Linked DNA regions of Mus musculus: regions 1, 2, 3 and 4 are each linked to region 5. A link is a loop called in an ENCODE intact Hi-C map of the cell type or tissue named here. Cell type or tissue: gastrocnemius. All regions are shown on one strand. Region 1 overlaps Peg3 (paternally expressed 3). Region 2 has its middle 5.3 kb from the start of Smim17. Region 3 holds the start of Zim1 (zinc finger, imprinted 1). Region 4 overlaps Epp13 (epididymal protein 13). Region 5 has its middle 3.9 kb from the start of Zfp78.

Region 1 (4,000 bases), 370 kb after region 5:
CTTCACTCTCCGCATCCCTCAGGAACATCTTTGAGCCCTCTGACCAATTTATTCTCCCCATGAAACATACCATTTATAATCCTTCAGAGCTCAGCTTTAAGATTCCCAAGTACCTCAGGGAGGCGTCTCTCCCAGATTAAGTTAGTTTCTCCATGCAAATGTGTACTTTCAAGGAAATAAACCATACAATCGTATTTTATACATTTTAATTCTCCCATAATACTCCATGAAAATACTTCTTTTCTCAGTTGAGATGGTATCCCTGGTATGTGGTACAAAGCATATACTAGGTTGTTGCAGGTAAATAGAGTTTCTCCTGCTTCTTAGTTGCCCAACAAAAGGCAAACAGGAAGCCTGAAGGAGCACCTGAGTGTCAGGGGAAAAATAGGAGACTGGAAATGATGGAATAAGACTAAGGGGACAAATCCTAGCAAATTCATTACCCACCAGACAGGTATGTATATTCTCAGAAAGTACAAATGGTGTTCTTGTAGTTGTGTAACATATATGTGCATCACGAAAATGTCAGTGTGAGGAAGAGAAGAGGAAACTTCAAAGATGGGTGTGGTACTCTGAGGTGTATCACTCACCTGGACCAGCCACCTAGCTGTTGGAGGACCTAGTCTTCCTCTTGCCAGTTGTCTCCAAAAAGGATAGAAGATCAAGAAGGTAGGGCTATGGAGAAGAAAGAAAACATGAAGCACCCAATTTATTTCACAATTACAGTGTTCTTTGGGTGGGAAGCAACCACTTTTTTCCCCCTACAAAGGCAGACATCAAATGTGTCCAGGATACCACCCAGAAAATGCCCTCGGTAATCAATTATTCCCAAGACACATGATGTACCCTGGACTCTAATTATATGAAGAGCACTGAAGACCTTCCTGGGGTCTCTTGGTAACTTCAGGGGATTCTGGATTAAGTAATGAACCCAAGAACCCAACTGGTTATTAATTAACCATATGACATCACCTATCCTATAAGTGCAAGGAAACATATTGCAGGTGAAAACTAGAGGGAAACAAATGACCAGGGAGAGACTTAAAATACTCTGATAGTCAAAGTAGCCTTCTAGTGGCTTTAACAATCTTCTGGGTGTTGCCAGTGATTCACATAACCACACCCCTTTCCCAGGATTCTGAGCTGGGCAATTGGGTGAGTCCCTTCTGGTGCCCCCGTATGAAAATATTGGCTCCAGTCACCTATGTGTGGATGTAAGATGGAGGCACTGTAGCCCCTGACATCTGCCAGTACCTAAGATAAAACACCTAAGGTCCCACTACCAAGATGAAACAGGGCTCTGTAACTGTCACTAATAAAAAGCCAGCCTCTTCTTCAGACCTGCTGCCTGCAGGTGACACATCCACAGTGAAAAATTCAGACACCCCCTTGTGGCCAACAAAGATGGCGCCAATGAAGGTGGAGGACCAGTTCAATCAGGAATCGAATCCTGAAGCGAGGTCCTGTTGTCATTCAAGATGACACCTGCACAGATAATACCAGATGCCCCCTTGTGGCCAACAAAGATGGCGCCAGAGGGAGGAGGGTACTGCAGTCAGTACCAGAGAGCCCCTCCTTCGGGCCGCCTCCTGCAGCAAGCCCACTTGTCATTCAAAATGACACTGGCGGAATGAATACCAGACGCCCCCTTGTGACCAACAAAGATAGCGACAGGGCCGGCGGACTTCTGTGGCCCAGTCACTCAGAAAGAGCTCCTCCCTCGGCCCTGCCCCTGCAGCCAACCCAGCTGTCATTCAAGATTGCTCATGCGCCATAAATGACAGAGACATAAAAAATAATGCCATGGTGAACAGGGCTGTATCGTCCCTTGGACCAGAGATTCTTTCCTTCCCTCTTGCCTGCCTCTAGTGGCCACTCCAGCTATTACTCAAGGTGACAGCAGTGCAAAAAAACACTAGACAACAACCCCCAACCATGACAAGTAAAGATGGCGCCCAGGTGGGCAGGGTTCTGTAGTCCAGATCAGAGCTCCGCCCTCTGGCCCTCCTTCTGCAGCAAAACAAGCTGTCATTCAAGATGGCTACTGCACCAGAAACGTCAGCAAAGATGGCGTCAGGTGGGCAGAGCTCCCTGCTCATTCTGAATGAGAGAGACCACACCCCTTTGGCTAGCTTCTTTCAGCCGGCCAGTCCTGCAGTCATTCAAGATGACACCCTTACTTCAGACACCGCCTCCCCATGGCCAACAGTGGTGACGCTAAGGATAGACAGGGGTGAGTTGTACCATCAGTCAGGATAATAACCCCTTCCTAGGGCTTGCCCCTTGCAAGACAGCTTAGCACTCAGGACCATAAATCCTCTCTCTAGCCTGCCTCTTGCAGCCAGCCAGTCCAGCTGTCAATCAAAATGGCACCTTCAGTGATCACTTCAGACACACCATGTATGGCAAACAGATGACGCCAAGGTGGGTGGAACTGGTTTCCAATCAATCATGACAAGAAAGCTCCTCCCTCAGATCCCACCCCCAGCCAGCCTGTCATTCAAGATGGCGTCTGCACCATAAAGGTTAGCGCGGCCAGCTATTGCTGGCAAAGATGGCGCCAAATTGGGCGGGGCTCTGTGAGCACTCAAGACCAGAGAGCCCCTCCTCCTGACCCGCCTCTTGCCGCAAACACATCCAGCTGTCACTCAAGATGACACCCGCTGAGAACTTCACAGGCCCATAAAGCTGTGTGGCCACGTCAATCAAGGCCTGAGCCCCACCCTCAGGCCCACCCCCTGAAGCCGGATGGGCTGTCATTCAAGATTGTGCCTCACTATATCAGCAGCCACTCTTCATAGCCCCGCCCTGCCACTCCCTTCTTCACCATCAGCCAGCAAAGATGGCGTCAGGGTAGGTGGGGCTTTGTGGTGACTCAGGATTATAAAGCCCCTCCTTATAGCCCGCCTCTATGCAGCATGCCCGTCCAGCTGTCATTCAAGATACCTGCAGAGCATCGAAGCCCCGCCCTTGGCCAGGAAAGATGGCGCCAGGATGGGCGGAGCTATGAGGCCTTGTCATTCAGAATAATAACCCCTCCCTAAAGCCCACCTCCTGCAGCCATCTGGGCTGTCACTCATGATGGCACCTATTACAGTTTCTGTCTGTGGCGCGGGTATAACCAGCAAAGGTGAACAAGGTCCTGTTGTCTGTCAGTCACTCAGGACGATAGCCTCTCCCTCCAGACAACCGGGCGACACTTTTTAACTCTTCATAAACCCCACAGTGCTCCTCATAAATGGAGCCAGATACAGTCCAGGGTCAAAAGACCCGTCACTTGATGTCAATTTGAGGCTCTGCAACCAAAATCTAGCCACAGAAAAATGGATTGTTTGAGCCTGCCGTTCCATCCTTTAAATGGAAGGCCGCGAGATGGCAGCATTCGTGCGGCAAACTAAGACTGAGTGAGGGTCTAGGCCACTCGGCCAGTCAGATAAGCCGACAACTGGGGTGCATCTTTACTGCCAACTAGCAAAGGAAGAGCCAGAGGAGCTAGCACCCCATAGACTCAAGCCACTTCGGCCTTTTAGTCTCTTTATCTGATGCTAAAGCGGCGCCTGCGCGGCAAATCCGCGGTCATTTCAAGATGGCGCCAAGCGGGCTGGGCCTGCTGAGTCCGCCATGGCCCCGCCCCCACCATAGGCAGCCAATCAGGATAAGCCTGTGCAGCAAACCTGTCTCCACCCTCCAAGATGGCGCCAACTGGGTGGAGCCGAAAAGTATCTCACAGCTTCTGCTTTAGTCCCGCCCCTAAGCTGCCCTCAGCCCCGCCCACCGCCACTGCGGCAAAACAAGACCCGCCCCCAAGAACAGTGCCGCGCTTAGCGGTAGATGGCTAGATTGCGAAGACCCTGCCAGCCAGACGACCTGGCGATCGGGTTAACCGCATAGCCCTTAGACTTTGCTGAGCAAAGAAAATGAAACCACAGAAGAGGTTGCTCAGAGACGGCACTCTGATGTCCACTGTGGTGGTCTTGTAACAGGACTTCTGCATCATCTG
Region 2 (4,000 bases), 51 kb after region 5:
AGGGAGTCAGATCTTGTTACAGATGGTTGTGAGCCACCATGTGGTTGCTGGGATTTGAACTCTGGACCTTCGGAAGAGCAGTCGGGTGCTCTTACCCACTGAGCCATCTCACCAGCCCTGAGTAATATTTTAATAAGCATCCCTAGCAATGCTAGTACTTTGAGAACTGCTGCAATTATTAAAAGCTTGTAGGAGGAGAATCTACATCTTTGCTCCTTCTGCAGAAAGCAGTGATACCAGGGTCAGCTGTGTGGAGGTCTGGGTAAGTAGGGTTTATAAACTCATCATGATTGGAACTCCTATTGCCATCCAGAAGATGTTATGACAAGCTGTGCAAATTTGAAGTGTGGTTGGAGAAGAAGCAAGAGGGAGAAGATGCTGAGCCCCATTGAGTAGCTCCAAGCAAGTTTTATTTGACCTCTTGCCCTTCTAGTTCCTCATTCTGGAAATGAGAGAATAATGAGAGACACTTAACAGTTTGATTGATGGGTTAGACACGAGAAGAAAATCCTTCAAGGTGAGATAGCCCAATACCTGCTGCCAATCTTGATGACTTGAATTTAATCCTGGGACCCATGCAGTGGAAGGAGAGAACTGGTTCCCTCAAGCTGTCTTCTGACTGCCACAAGTTAAAAATAAGTTTAAAACACTAATGCTGCACTACAAGTGGGTTCTGATCTGTGGGGCCATTTTAGGACACAGGTTCCTCATATCTTTGCTGTTGTACCTCTCCCTGGGGACATTCCTGGTGACCAAATTGTTAAGGTATTTGTGTGTGTGTGTGTGTGTGTGTGTGTGCGCGTGTGCATGCATGCATGCATTCATTCATGTATGTTTTCAGGGAGGGGATAGATTTTATTCCAGTGACTTTCTTAAAAGAGCCTGCACAATTCAAAGCACACATAACACAAGACTAATTCGGACAGACAGTCTCTTAAGGGGATACAAAAGATAACAAAGGTACTTTGCAAGATAGTTTGGGTTACATTCTAAAGTACAGATACCTGAAGCATTCTTAAATTGCAAAAATTTTTATCATTAAGAAAATACTACTTGTGCTGGAGAAATGGCTCAGCGGTTAAGAGCCTGGATGTTCTTCTAGAGGTTCTGAGTTCAATTCCCAGCAAGTACATGGTGGCTCACAATCATTAATAAAGGTATCCAATGCTCTGTTATGGCCTGTCTGAAGACAGCTACAGTGTACTCAAATGTGTTAAATAAATAAATAAATAAATAAATAAATAAATCTTAAAAAAAGAAAATGCCACTCAAGGTTCATCTTCTCAAATGTTCAAAGTAGTGTGTAGTAATAATATGCCTCTATAAATCAACAATCACACCCCTCTGTTTTGAATATGTAGGTGTGTGTTGTGTGTATGCATATTTGACTGTGCATGGGTGCATGTATATGTGAAGGTGCACATGTATGTGGAAGACCAAAGTTGATATCAGATGTCTTCCTCAAGTACTCTTTACCTTCATATATCAAGGCAGGGCCTCTCACTGAACCCAGAGATCACCATTTTGGCTAGTCTGGCTAGCCTGCTTGCTCTGGGGTATCCTTGTCTCTGCCTCCCACACCAGTGGGGATGCAGGCAGGCTGCCATACGTGGCATTTGCATGGGTGCTGGGAATCTGAATAACAGTGCCCACACTGTCACAGCAGGTGTTTTTATTTATTGGGATACTTCCTTAGTTCCCAGAAACTACACCTTTCTTATTACCCCACCCTACAACATTAAAATATCCTAAGAACTCAGGGGCACACTTTGCTATACTCAAAATCAACAGCCTGAACCTGGCGAAGATTGTTCCCTCTGTTTTCTTTTCTGCATGCCTTCTAAGAATGTTTTAGAAACCCTGTTAATAAAATTTACAGAGAGTGTAATAAAATTTAAATATGTATATATATATATATATATATATATATATATATATATATATATATATATATATATATATATATATAAAGGTAGAGACCTTTATATATGAAGGTGGAGTGTACTTGAGGGAGTCATCTGGCCTTACTCCACTGAAAACTAAAGCTGCGCTCTCCACAGTCCCCAGAGAGCTGTGTCTCCAAGAAACAGCAGGGACTTTTTCCTAAGCAGGTTGTTACTTGAGGTGTCTGTATTGGAGGGTAAGGAAGTCTCTCTGTTAGACTGCATGAAAACAGCACCAATATCAGGTCATGTAGTAACTGGTCTGAGGTTAGGGGTAATTCATGACGCCGTGAATCAGAACCGCGGACAGCGCACAGCCGCAACCGTTTTAGTCCACGTGCACTGCTCTGTGGTTCAGTACCACGGATAGCGTAGCCGTTGTCTGGTGTCCTGTTATGGACCGTGGTTCAGCACCAAGGACAGCGTGCCTTTTGGTTTCAGAACCGTGGACACTGCCCAAAGCTGTTTCGCTCTGACTGTTCAACACTGAAGGAAAGCCGTTTCTGAGATGGTTGAGTGAGAGGCTGGCTCTTCCCTTCCACCCCCAAACCGGTTAGAACCAGGGACAGTTCACCTGCAAATAGTTCAGCAGGGCAGACAGCGCATGTTACACCAGCTTAGCACAGTAGGCTGCTCAAGGGGACTTCCAGCATCAGAGATCAAATGACAGACTCTTTTGTTTGTTTGTTTGCTTGTTTTTGAGGAGCATCCTAAGCCTACTTTTCCAACCTCCTAGTCGTAGAGTTTCTGCTTGGAGATATTTGTTGCCTTCAAGGATGTCTTGGACCTCACCCACACAGAAGCACAGGTCTGGGTTTTCACGGCAAACAGAACAAAGAAACAAAAAACTGATACAGTACACTGCATGGCACTCAGTTGCATAGGCTCATAGCCCAGCTCTTCCTAGATCCATTCCTTGCTTTTATACTTCAAAGCTATCTGCTTATCAGCCTTCTCAGCTCCACCAGGATGGTGAATCCCAACTATATCCACATTTGTCATCTAATGACCACTGCACTTCAGGCCACCATTTCCTCTCACACCTGTCACTACAGGAGCCTCTTACACAATCTTTCCATCATGCTGCCTTCTGCTGCATTCCCCACACAGAGATTTTGGGCACACTTTGCTAATGTAAATTAGAGTCCACCTCAACACTCCTCAGTTCTCTGCTAATGTTTCCGAAGCAGCCCGCAGTCAAACCTAATGGCCCTCCTGTGCTTTCAAGTCCCTGGATGCCTTTCAGAACTTATATCTCACTTCTGTCCCTTGTCTAGCCTCTCTTTCAATATTGTTCTCTTTATCCCTTTGTAGCTTTATTGATTTCATTCTGCCATGGATTCTTATTTAACTAGCTCCTTCCCATCTTTTAGGTCTCAGTTCAAATGCCACTTAGGTCTTCTCTGGGCTCTGGCAGCTCAGTGGAAGAATACTTGCCTATCATACATGAGGCCCTAGTTCCCATCTCCAGTACCCCCACCCATCCTGAGAAAAAGATGATAGATATGTAGGTAAGTAGGTAGACAGACCCTTAGAGTCGCTACCACACTGACCCATTTCATATTAGTATGAGTTACATTTTATTGCGTTGTGTGTCTCTTGTGTCCTTTCATCATTAGAATGTACCCTTCTAGCCCATATTGTCAGTCGGTAAAGGTTATTGCTGCCAAGTTTGGTGCCCTGAGTTCAGTCGCTGGGACCCACATGGTGGGAGGAGAGAATCAACTTCAGCAAGTTGCCCTCTGACTTTCACATGCATACCATTTCGTACATACATGTACATGCACACATTCATTAAGTAAATGTTATATGTATTTAAAGGACATACATTTTTGGGCCACAGACACTCATTGTCTTGATCATCAAGAATATATACCACATATCAATTGTCTAATAAATATTTGCTGAACGAATGTTTTAAATGAGTGATTGAATGAAACCCTAGCCTTACATTGATCAGTCTTTTGTCAGTTAATCATGGAACCCCAACAAGTTGCTTACAAGACTCATAACTTGGTCAAGTCATAGCCCAAGGTTTGGGGATTTTGTTGCGATTT
Region 3 (4,000 bases), 340 kb after region 5:
TCTAAGGCTGACCTCAGGCTCACTTGGGGTCCAGCAGTACTCACCTCCATGAAAGTGATGCTTCCTGCCCTCACTCACGACTGGGCCACTAATGCATACTTCCTTGCTACAGATGTTCAAAGCCTTTTCAAAGCACCCTTCTCATCCAGAAACCTTCATACATGCCCTGTGTGGAGCCCCAGAGACCTTCTGAACCCCCCCCCATTGTTCCCTATATAGCCTAACCCCCTTGGAGTCTCTCTAAAATCATCCCTTTAAGGTCCATCAAATCAAGTGACTAACTGGTTCCTCTGACTCCCAGCTTATATGTCTAAAGTCTGGGATCATTTCCTCCTGGTCCATTAGACTAATATGTCACCAGGGCTTCTAGATCCTACTTTGTAATGCCTGGCTCTGTGTCCTGAAGAATACACCACAACGCCCTCCTCTGAGCCAACTCTAGTTTCCCCCATTTCTTATCTTCTCTCCTCTCCTACTGCTGTCTAAAGACGTCCAGAGACTCGGTTGCTCTGTGGCTCAGAAACTCAATTCCCAGTCTGGATCCCTGCTTACCCTTCACCAGGCTCTATAGTCTGCCCTGTTCCCCAAAGCCAGCAGGTACATTCTAGAAAAAAAGCAAAGACACCTCTATTTGGTCCCTTCCACAGCACAGTAGCCACCCCGACACCTCAGTCCTAGAACAGGACATTTGCCTGAATGGGACTTCGGGGCTGTCTTCTGGGCTTGGGTCGAAATTATCCAGGGTTTCATACTGCTCACCGGCCACTAGGTAGGGGAGAAATGCCTGGCCTGGCTGCAACCTTGCCTTGGATATCCACAAGTTTAGCTAATAGCTATCCAGAGAGCATACCAATGTGTTAGTGACCAAACTCATTGATCACCTAGACGAGATGCTATATGCACAAACTATCACCCTTACTTACATATAAGCAAACACATATGAATACTCAAATACACATAAACAACCCAATGGAATAGAATCAATTGCATACAAATCAGTAAGATGCAATTCACGAACTATATACAAACCCAGGCCATGTAAATCCACAGTTGAATTGAGCCCCAACTCCTTCAACCATCCCAACACATTCCCCGCCATACCACAGATACAAATACAACCTAAAATCTGCACAACCTCCCTCTGCCAGGCATACTATGAACTCACAATCTGGGACCAGCTAGCTGGTTCAGCTGGTAAAGGCGATTGCTGCCAAGCCTTATAACTCGAGTTCCATCGCTGGGACCCACATAGTAGGAAAAAACAGGCTGTTGTGAGTTGTCCAAAGACCTACACACACATACAAACACACAAAATTAATTAATTAATTAAATTTAAAAATTCACACTCACAGTGTTATTACATAAAATCTATATTAGTAGATCCACAGAATGAGACACATAGTCGGGCTCAAATACAGACACATTTCCCAACACACAAATACAAGATCATATAATCACACTTGACCACATCAGCACAGTCAGGCAGTTGGGCAAAACTCACAACTACAGCTCATCCGTATACAAAAACAGATACAGTTACAAAGTAGAACACAAGCTCACGCACACCCACATAAGAAGAGAATTCGAGTCTACAGTGTTCAAACAACCCAGCTAGGACCAACTACAACCACACAGGCGAGACAAACTAAGCCACCCATAAACGTAAAGTTGTGGAAGAAAGCTGACACATTGCAGGGACCAAACCCTCCAAATAGGAGTTACACAAATCTCCATAACGTAGCAGAAGTATGTCTAAGAGCTGTGCCACACTATTCCCTCGCACACCCCCTACCCAGACCACTGTCCTCTACAGAGCTGTGATAGGGTGGGGACCCACCCAGCATGCAGACACCCTGCCCTCTCAGTCCTCTCCCGTGTTCTTGCCTCTCGTCCTCGCGCTTGGTTATCCGTCCGTCCGCACTCGCCTCCAGGCACCGCAGCCTGCGGCCACCCGGAGTGGAATGCCGCGGGATGACTTTCAAAACCCAAGTCCCCAGCTCTAGGGCACCGCCCACAGGACTACATGTCCCAGAAGGTCTCACGCCGTCCAGCCTGAGGCTCCAGGCTATGGAGCGCCCAGCACCCGGCACAGCGCGCTGGGACCTGTGGGAAATGTAGTCCCCAGCAAGATGCGCTCGCTATAAGCGTTCCTCAGACGCTCTGCCCTTCTGTGGCTCCACTTCTAGTACTATAGAGAAATTGCGTCTCCTGGTGGAAAAATTTCCTTCGGTAGTAAAATTTCTAAATTGATAGAGGCCGATGGTAGAAAAGGGAAAGATTTTTAAGATTATGTGATGACACGCTGAGGTAGAGTGGTTTGGTTTGGTTTGGGACAGGGTTTCACTATGTAGACCTCAACCTCAGGATCCCCTTGCCCTGAGCTGGGATTACTGGACGGAGTCACCAGCACTCTTCTGTTTTCACTTCTTTGCTTCTAGACCTACTTTACCATTAAAGTCACAGCGTAGACTTGGGGAGCGTCTTAGTCAGGGTTTCTATTCCTGCACAAACATCATGACCAAGAAGCAGTTGAGGAGGAAAGGGTTTATTCACCTTACATTTCCACATTGCTGTTCATCACTGAAGAAGTCAGGACTGGAACTCAAGCAGGTCAGGGAGCAGGAGCTGATGCAGAGGCCATGGAGGGATGTTCTTAACTGGCTTGCTTCCCCTGGCTTGCTCAGCTGCTCTCTTATAGAACCAAGACTACCAGCCCAGAGATGGTCCCACCCACAAGGGGCCTTTCTCCCTTGATCACTAATTCAGAAAAAGCCTTACAGTTGGATCTCATGGAGGCATTTCCTCAACTAAAGCTCCTTTCTCTGTGATAACTCCAGCTGTGTCAAGTTGACACAAAACTAGCCAGTACAGGGAGTATTTCTCAGCTAGTAGAAAGACTCCTCGGCTTCTACAAGTGGTATCCCCTTCACCGCTGATCTGGGCTAAGCTTCCCACTGTTGTACAGGGATTATAGGGTGTTGAGGATTATAGGTATGTCAGGGGGAGAAAAATGTGCCCACTATCCCTGCAGATACATCATTAATGCTTCGTAATATTCACACCCTCTGTTGTAGGGTATGCAATTTCTCTCCTGAAGGTGGAATACAAACTTCCTTATTCCAGGAAGTTTGCTTTAGCCAACAGAATGAAGTGGGTAGCACTGACTCCTAAGTGTCAACGGGTTGTTCACTGATTCTCTTGGTGTGGAGGTTTGAATGAAAATGGCCCCGATAGATTCACAGGAAGTGAATCTTAGAAGGTGTGGCATCACTGGAGCAGGTGTGACCTTGTTGGAGGAACAGCATCATTCCAGCCAGGCTTTGAGGTTTCAGAAACTCAAGCCAGGACTAGTGGCTCATAGTCTCTTCTTGCTGTCTGCAGATCCAGATGTAGAACTCTCAGGTACCTCTCAGCACTATGCCTTGGGTCCCACCGTAATGACAACAGACTAAACCTCTGAACTGTCAGCCAGCCCCAACTAAATGTTTTCCTTTATAAGACTTGCCATGGTCATGGTGTCTCTTCACAGAAACCCTACGGGGTCAATCTGAGGACCCACAGCTGTGGAAGGAGAGAAAAGAGTTCCACAAATTGTTCTCTGACCTCCACAAGGACACATATACACACACACACACTAAACAAACAAACAGAAAGTAATCTCTCACCCTCATTCAGATGGTTAGTGTTGTCAACTTGGCAATATCTAGAATCACTGGGAAGATGGGCAGCCTGTCTGGGTGGGGTGATTATCTTGATTATGTTATCGGAGGTAAGACCCATCATAACTGTGGGTGGAACCATTCTCAGGTCAGGGAGAGAGTGGACTGCATGCATTCAGCACTCTCTGTATCCTCATCGTCATGGCAGTGATATGGCCAGCTGCTTCAGGCTCCTGCTGCTTTGGATTCCCACCCCCATGCTCCTATGATGCTCCCACATACTTGAATTCTGAGATAAAATAAACTCTTTCTCCTTTAAGTTCCTTTGGTCAGAGTAACTG
Region 4 (4,000 bases), 77 kb before region 5:
AAATTATCAGCACCCACATTATAGGACTTGTACAACCTGTAACTCTAGCCACAGGAGACCAGGTGCCCTGTTCTGACCTGCAAGGGCACCTGCATTCACATGGACACACCTACACACATACACACACACACACACACACACACACACACACACACACACACACGTACACACACATGCATAATTAAAAATAAATTAGGGGCTGGAGAGATAGATCAGTAGGCACAAGCACTTGCTGCTCTTGCAGAGGGTTCAGGTTTGGTCGCCAGCACTCACAGAGTGGCTCACCACCATCAGTACCAGGAGATCTGACACTCCCTTCTGGCTTCCACAGACACTGCATGTATGTGGTGCACATACATACATACATGTGGACAAATACACACGTAAAATAAAAGTAAATCTTTAAAAATATTTTTAAAAATTCGGGTGCTGATGGTACATGCCTTTAGTCCCAGCACTTGGGAGGCAGACATAGGCAGATCTCTGTGCGCCACCACTGCCCGGCGGAATTATGCAAAATTATGCTTGCTGGACTTACCTTAAGGATGGAGAAAGTTTAACCTGTAACATGGCTGTCAGGCTGCATGACCATTTCAAGGGTGGCAGAGGTAGGGGCTGTACAGGCTGCGTGAGCTAGGACGAGCAGGCGCTACTCCTGCCAGTCTCAAGACGAGATTTCTCGGGTTTGGACACACCTCGATCTCATTTTTGCTCCAGACTTGATCCCCTGGTTGCACAGAGGTCTGAGTGAAGTGGTATCAGCAGGTGGAACAGTTTGTTGGGGGGGGGGGGGCGAACAAAGTGGGAGGAGCCAGGCCCCGGACGTAGGTGAGAAGCGCAGGCAGGCTCAGGGGTCTCGAGTAAAGTCCTATGGGGTCTGAGAACATATGAAGACCTAAATAAGTGTCCAACTGTGACTGCCCTACTTTCTCCTCTTCCGTAGAGACGACCCCTGCTGTTCCTTCCAGTGAAGCCGCTCTGCTCTGTTTTGCTCAACCCTCACAAGCCCTCCGTCTCCAGAGCATTTCACTTCCCAAGGAAGCTCTTCGAACTCTGGCTTATCAACTAGCAGAGTATGAGTGTGTCCAGAGGCTCAGCAGGAAGCCGTCTGGGGACCGTGCCCTGTGACAATAGCCAGTAGAGCAGCCGAGTGAGCCTTTGTAAGGCTTTCCCCAACACCTTCTCTTCTGGGCCATTTTCAACCTTTCTTTATTGTGCACTAATTAATTGCTAAATGCTTGTTTCTTACATTCACAGAACAGCAAATGACACAGGGTGGAGGGGCGCTAAGAATCATTTATAATTTTCAAATAAAAAAACCCTTGATTTTTGATTGATTTTTGATTCAGTGCGTATTCAGTGAGTTCTGTGTGATTCTGTGTGTATTGAGGGCATTGGCTCAGCAGTGAGTATCTTTAACCACTAAGCTGTCGTGCTGACCCTCAAACAAAATCCAAGAGCAGACAGAAAGCCCTGTCTCTCTCTGCTTTCAGATGTTGAGTGAAACCTAAGTGTGCTTTAAAGCTTCCTGACGTGCTGGGCTTCCTTCCTCTCTTTCCAACGCTTCTCGCCTGTACTGCAGTAGCATGGCTTTGGTAGGTCCTACACCTTCTGCCTGGGTCAGTTCTTTACTCTTGAGTGTCTGTTTGTGACCCTTGTTAACTTATGTTATTAATGAGAATAAGAGCCCCAAGACGAACCCTGATTTCCCCAGTCTCATTTGATGGCTCTGCTGGGACTCCCCATAATTTCTGGTAACACCTTTTCCTGCCTCCTCCCCTTTCTCGTTTTTGTTGTTGTTTGTTTGTTTGTTTGTTTGTTTTGTTTTTTGATACAGAGTTTCTCTGTGTATTTGTTGTCCTGGAACTCACTCTGTAGACCAGGCTGGTCTCGAACTCAGAAATCCGCCTGCCTCTGCCTCCCAAGTGCTGGGATTAAAGGCATGCGCCACCACTGCTCAGCTCCTTTTTCTTTTTTCTTTTTTTTTTTTTTTGTTTGTTTTAAAGACAGGGTTTACCTATGTAACCCTGGCTGTCCTCACTGTGTAGACCAGGCTGCCCTTAAACTCTCAGAGATCCACCTGCCTCTGCCTCCTGAGTGGTGAGACTAAAGGCAAGTGCCACCACTATTATTTCCTGTCTTTTAATACTTTCATTGGCAGAGAAAATGGGCCCATATTCCTGCACCTCTATTAAACAGTGGATACGGAGAATCAGGAGTTGAGAGCCATTGTTGACTATATAGTGAGTTTCAAGCCAACCTGGAATACATGAAATTTTGTCTCAAAACAAAAAACAAGAGGATAGCTCAGCAGTTAAGAACAGGGCTCCTTTTGCAAAAGACAACAGCTCACAACTGTCAGTGACTCCAGTTACAGGGGACTTGCCACCCTCTTCTGGTCTCTGCTGGTACTGCATACATATGGCATACTTCCTGAAGGCAAATCACACATATAAAATAAAAACATCTTAAAAAAAAAAAAAAAGTAAGGTTCAAGGCTAGATACCGGTTATATGCACTGCTTTATCCTTGGCAACCACACTAACTTGGCTCCTAATAAGTTACAGTTCAGACCAGAGGAACAAGAATGCTCATCAGAGTGGGCAGTGACCCAGCTTGCCTCAAGCTGAGTCGGATTTTGGACTTCCTGTCCAATTTGGAGGAGAAAAGAAACCTGAGTACTCCATATTGTTGCATTCTGCTCACTTACTTTTTTATTTTTTAAAAGATTTATTTTTTTTATGTATATGAGTACACTATACCTGTCTTTAGACACACCAGAAGAGGGCAGATGGTTGTGAGCCACCATGTGGTTGCTGGGAATTGAACTCAGGATCTCTGGAAGAACAGCCAGTATTCTAACCACTGAGATATCTCTCCAGCTCCTGTTGATTTACTATAAAGCAGACAGCCAGACACAACGTGAGGGTTTGCACATACATATTGTTGCACAAATGCCGCCCCCCTCCCCCCGTCCTATACCCTCACTCCCACTCCAATCACTCCACACTCCAATCCTCACACGTCGCCGGTGCTCTTAGGAAGGTCATGAGAATCCTTGTGGGAATCAGCCTTTTTAGTTGACCTTGGAACTCTGGCTTGGGGGGGAAAAGCAGATTAAACACAGGGTCTGCTGTCCTCACATCTGACGCGAGGCGGCAGTCTCGTCATTTCCGTCTCCAGATCGCCACAGAATGCAAAACTACAACTCCCACAATCCCTCGCGCCTAGCCCTTTCTTCGCCTCCCTCTTTCCTAACACAATGCTAACACCCTAAGAATATCTGCAAGGCGTTTTCAGTCTTCCAAACCATTCCTTGGTTCAGACGTTTCTGCTAACAAACTCCGTTTTATTGACAAGCGCGCCTCCCACCTCTCTGCTTCCTTGACACTACAATACCCAGAAGTCTCTGCACCACTTCAAGCCTACAATTTGTAGCCTTGGAGACAGAGAAACGCTAGACCGCTGGTTAGGTTAGGGGGAGAAAGACTGCTTCTAGAGAGAGCAGGATTCCGACTGGTGGAGAGGCCTATTTGTTCGCTTCCTTTTTCTTTTTCTTCTTTCTTTCTTCACTTCATTTTAATTCTTTTTTATGTTAGTATACAAGTTCTAAGTTTTTTTTTAATTACTTTATGTATACGAGTACACACTGTAGCTGTACAGATGGTTGTGAGCCTATATTTGGTTGTTGAGAATTGAATTTAGGACTTCTGCTCACTCCGGCTCGCTCTCGCCCAAAGATTTATTTATTATAAATAAGTACACTGTAGCTGTCTTCAGACACACCAGAAAAATGCATCAGATCTCATTACGGGTGGTTGTGAGCCACCATGTGGTTGCTGGACTTTGCTTTGGAAGAGCAGTCCATGCTCTTACTCACTAAGCTATCTCATCAGCCTAAATTCTAAGTTTCTTTTTGGCCTTTTTTCATGCAATTTTTTTTCATGGTGTTGTTACTCTTTACTCCGTGGCTGGTCTTCTCAACAAACCCCTTCCCCAA
Region 5 (4,000 bases):
TCTCCCCTCCCTTCAGTATCTTCCTCCCATCTCTCCTCTCCCCCAGACTCCCAACCTCACCCCTGCCTCCCTTCCAAAAAGAGCAGGCCTCCCAGGGACATCAACCAAACGGGGCATAACAAACTACAATAAGACCAGGCACATGCCAGCACATCAAGGCTGGATGAGGCAACTCAGAAGGAGGTGAAGGGTCCTTCCTATAAGCATGAAAACGGAGACAGGCCCTGCTGACACTGTAAGGAGTTCTGCTCAGCCATAACATATGCAGACCCTAGGTCAGATCCTACAGACTCGCTGATTTCCAAGAGACCCACAAGTCCATGACTTCGTGCCTTGTGTTCTTGTGTCGCTAACCCCTCTGGTTTCCCTTCCTCTTTCTCCACATGACTCCCAAGCTCCTTCTAAGGTTTGGCTGGAGGACTCTGCCTCTGTTCCCGTCATTTGCTGGATAGAGTCTCGCTGGTCTCTTTGATGCAGTTTTGCTAGTCTTAGAACAGTCCGCAGGCAGGGCAGATCGTAGGTTGAAGGTTTTGTGGTTGAATTGGTGTTCTAGTCCCAACCAACCTTGCCTGGTTACAGAAGATGGCTAGCTCAGCCCCATGTTCCCCATTGCTAGGAGTGAGAAGGATTTTATATGTTGACACACCAGCTGATGTTTGCTGTTACCTCAGTGTAACTGCTTTGTAAGAACCAGCAATGGTTGCCTCCATTTCTCTGTTGCTGAATATTTACATTGCTTAAAAAAAAAAATTCTGCTGAGCATCTTACCCATCCATGTTTTGGTGAGGACTGGGGAGTTACATCCACAGGAATGTCTCCAGGGTGGAGATCTCACAGTAGATACCTGGATCATGCATCATCATTCACTGCAGCCAAGCTTGAGAACTGTTGCTGGGTCTGGACAGCAGCCACTCTCCAGCTGCCACCAGCTGTTAGTTAGAATATCACCGAATTGGACTCAGTACTTAGGGAGACTTCTGGCTAGAAACTGCATTGAACCGGTGGCCTTTTAGGAGTCCACAAAAAGGATATTTCCCACCATCCTTTCCAGTAGAATTAGGATTGGTCTGGAAGCCAGGCCTACTGAGTACACAAATACACTATTATTAGTGGCTTAAGGAGCCCCTTCTTTTCAAGGCATTGAGTCTGGGGTAACTTGTCCCAGAAGTGAATGTCTAGCTGGGGGAAGCATGTGAGAAAATTTTGGCTTAACAGAGCAACATCTCTGGCTGGATTGATGAATCAGTGGTGAAGAGCACTGGCTGCTCTTTCAGAGGACCCTGGTTCAATTCCCAGCAACCACATGGCAGGTCAGAATTTAACTCCAGTTCCAGGGGATCCAACACCCTTAAGAGAGCAACATCTTAGTAGTAGGACCCAAACTATCCCATGTTTTGAAAACAGATTGGCTGAGTGTGGTAGTGTGTAACCCAAGAGCAGCACCGTGGCCTAGAACTTCCGGGTAACAATATTCCACCAAAATAAAATAAAATAAAATAAAATAAAATAAAATGGGGGCTGGCAAGCGGGTAAGAACACTGACTGCTCTTCCAAAGATCCTGAGTTCAAATCCCAGCTACCACATGGTGACTCAAAACCACCCGTAATGAGATCTGAAACCCTTTTGGGGTGGGTCTGAAGTCAGCTACAGTGTACTTATAATAATAAATAATCTTTGGGTCAGAGCGAGCAGGGACTGAGGGAACGGAGTGGACCGAAGGGAGAGGGACCGAGCAGGGCCTAGTGGGGCAGAGTGGGGTTGAATGGAGCGAGCAGAGGTATCCGAAATTCAATTCCCAACAACCACACGAAGGCTCACGACCATCTGTACAGCTACAGTGCACTCACATAAATAAATAAATAAATAAATAAATAAATAAATAAATAAATAAATAAATAAGCCTTTAAACATAAATAATGAATGAATAAATGAATAAATAAAATAAAGGTGTAGTTGAACACTCTTACCAGCAGGTGGCACTAGAGTACCGTGAAACATCCTTTCATACCTTGGTGCTTTTAAAGGTTATTAAACACCCTTTCCTCTCTCCTTGTGTCAACTCCAGATTGAGTCCATATCTTCTGATCCTTTGTGTACAGGAATATAGTAATTTTTTTTTGGTTGAGACAGACTCTCACTATGTAGCTAAGGCTGGAATTTCAGGTAAGCACCATCCCTGATATTTTTCCCCCTTTATCCAATCCAAGGCCTTCCCAGTTTCAGGATTTAGCACTGAGCTGCCTCTGCAACTTCAATAAGACATTGAACCCAGTGCAATTTACCTTCTTCCCCTACAACATGGTTTTCGTGTGTCAGCTGAATTCTGGCATCCTCACCCCCACTGTAGAAACAGCAACCCAAGGAGCTTAATACTGAAAAGACGGAGTTAGCCAGAGCCAGGCCTACCCTAACAGGCTTTAAACTGACTCTGCAAAGTCCACACCTGCATTCCATCTCGATGTATGCTGGATCCATGCATGCAGGATTTCTGCAGAATAAACACTCTTTGACATTGCATTCTATTTGGGTCTTTGCAAGTCATGGACCCTTACAATACATCTACCCTTTACCTCAGTTGCAGGATTAGACCATGTTGTTCTCTGTCTAGGAACACAAAAAAGTACAGAAAGTCAGAACAGGTGTCTAGATAGTGAGACCAACAAGGAGGCCTGTATCCATCTATCTCTCTCTATATCCATACCTATCCACCTACCATCTGCCTCTCCATCTATCAGTAACTCATGTCTATTTGTCTATTCATCTACCATATATTCTTCACTCTGCTACCACCCATCTATTTTTTTTCATTATTTCCATGAGTGGAAAAATAGCCTTTTGTTATTTATAAGGCCATTTCAGTCACAAATGAGTTTCTGTTGATGAAGTCATTACATGTTTTGTTTTGCAAATTTATGTTTTCTTTACTTCTACACCTCCAGTTTCTGGAAGCTAAAAGTGTTTTTTGAAAGAGGATTTCATTCTAGCTGAGGCTGGCCTGGAACTCACTATGAAACCAAGGCTGGTTTTGAATTTGTGGCAATTCTCCTGCCTCAGCTGAGTGCTGAGGTAGCAGGAATCAGCAGCTACACTCAACATGGTTCGTTAAGGAGGGTTTTCCTCAATGGGGGAGTTGAGAACTCTTTAGGGGGGGTCAGCCCACCCTTCCACAGGGGTTGCATATCAGACATCCTGCATATCAGAAACTTACATTACAATTTATAATAGTAGCAAAATCACAGTTATGAAGTAGCAATGGAAATAATTTTATAGGTGGGGGTCATCACCACAGGAGGAAATGTATTAAAGGGTTGCAGCATTAGGAAGGCTGAGAACCACTGTGGTAAGGTACTTTACATGACTGCAGGGGAGCCACCCAAGTGCTAAGACAGCTGTAACTCACAGTTTTATCTTTGGAGTGTGTGTGTGGGGGGAGGGAGGCGAGGGTGTGTGTATGGAGGCATGGGGTGGATAAAGGTAACATTGATTAACAGTAGCCCATGACTTAACCAATCATACCTACCTAATAAAGCCTCAGCTTGGCCCGCCCCGCCCCGCCCCGCCCCGCCCCGCCCCGCCCCCAGTCCCTGCCTCTGCCTCCAAGCAATGCAAGGCTTTCAGAAAGACCAAGAAGAATACAGCCATGTGCTAGGGGAGTGACACACTTCAACCCTGTGGGGAGAGAAACTCCAATTCTTACTTACTTCTGCACTTTGTCTTCAACTTGTTCATTTGTGTCCTTTAAAGTCTCCTATAAACAACAACAACAACAACAACAACAACAAGAGAATCCTGTGTTTTCCTGATATCTTTCACGCTAGCAAATGAATAGAACTCAAGAAGCACAGGTGGTAGAAACTTCAGCTTAGAGTCAGAAACACAGGTAAAACAACTGAAGTTTGGGAGTTCCATCTCAAACAGTGGGGAGTTTTGTAGGGCCAAGCCTTCAATTCCAGGTACTGTCAAAACTGAATTGATGACAACTAGCAGATATCTTTTATG

Evidence for each region. A loop is a pair of places that touch in the nucleus more often than their neighbours do. Peaks named below come from ENCODE experiments on the same cell type or tissue, not always from the same donor. Only the 100,000 strongest peaks of a DNase experiment are listed, where the experiment ranks them.
Region 1: it touches region 5 in a loop (2.9-fold over the local background); 12 of 42 quality-filtered maps call a loop at or near these places.
Region 2: it touches region 5 in a loop (2.0-fold over the local background); 21 of 42 quality-filtered maps call a loop at or near these places.
Region 3: a loop joins it to region 5, with 2.4 times the contacts of the local background. A loop is called at or near these places in 9 of 42 quality-filtered maps.
Region 4: it touches region 5 in a loop (2.7-fold over the local background); 5 of 42 quality-filtered maps call a loop at or near these places.

Annotation. Positions count from the first base shown.
Region 1 is chr7:6,725,900-6,729,899 of GRCm38, forward strand. Peg3 (paternally expressed 3) reads right to left here. Exons shown (of 9, transcript NM_008817.2): 2 at 591-675. Among named protein-coding and RNA genes, the nearest start is that of Peg3, 2.5 kb to the right of the region's middle. In gastrocnemius, CTCF peaks have their summits at 1,582 and 3,358 (motif pointing right); DNase peaks (open chromatin) are centred at 1,636, 1,957, 2,740 and 3,683; H3K4me3 peaks cover 2,799 bases; H3K27ac peaks cover 2,733 bases.
Region 2 is chr7:6,407,925-6,411,924 of GRCm38, forward strand. No RefSeq gene overlaps it. Among named protein-coding and RNA genes, the nearest start is that of Smim17, 5.3 kb to the right of the region's middle. In gastrocnemius, no CTCF peak of the experiment used is centred here; a DNase peak (open chromatin) is centred at 2,331.
Region 3 is chr7:6,694,485-6,698,484 of GRCm38, forward strand. It overlaps Zim1 (zinc finger, imprinted 1), which reads right to left and starts at 1,948. Exons shown (of 8, transcript NM_011769.4): 1 at 1,885-1,948; 2 at 1,166-1,288. In gastrocnemius, no CTCF peak of the experiment used is centred here; a DNase peak (open chromatin) is centred at 2,060; H3K4me3 peaks cover 1,449 bases; H3K27ac peaks cover 320 bases.
Region 4 is chr7:6,280,525-6,284,524 of GRCm38, forward strand. It overlaps Epp13 (epididymal protein 13), which reads left to right. Exons shown (of 16, transcript NM_001177416.1): 16 at 944-1,337. The coding sequence ends at 971. Among named protein-coding and RNA genes, the nearest start is that of Zfp667, 4.1 kb to the right of the region's middle. In gastrocnemius, CTCF peaks have their summits at 2,405 (motif pointing left) and 3,135; DNase peaks (open chromatin) are centred at 1,038, 2,403 and 3,175; H3K4me3 peaks cover 1,381 bases; H3K27ac peaks cover 1,395 bases.
Region 5 is chr7:6,357,403-6,361,402 of GRCm38, forward strand. No RefSeq gene overlaps it. Among named protein-coding and RNA genes, the nearest start is that of Zfp78, 3.9 kb to the right of the region's middle. In gastrocnemius, a CTCF peak has its summit at 1,977 (motif pointing right); no DNase peak of the experiment used is centred here.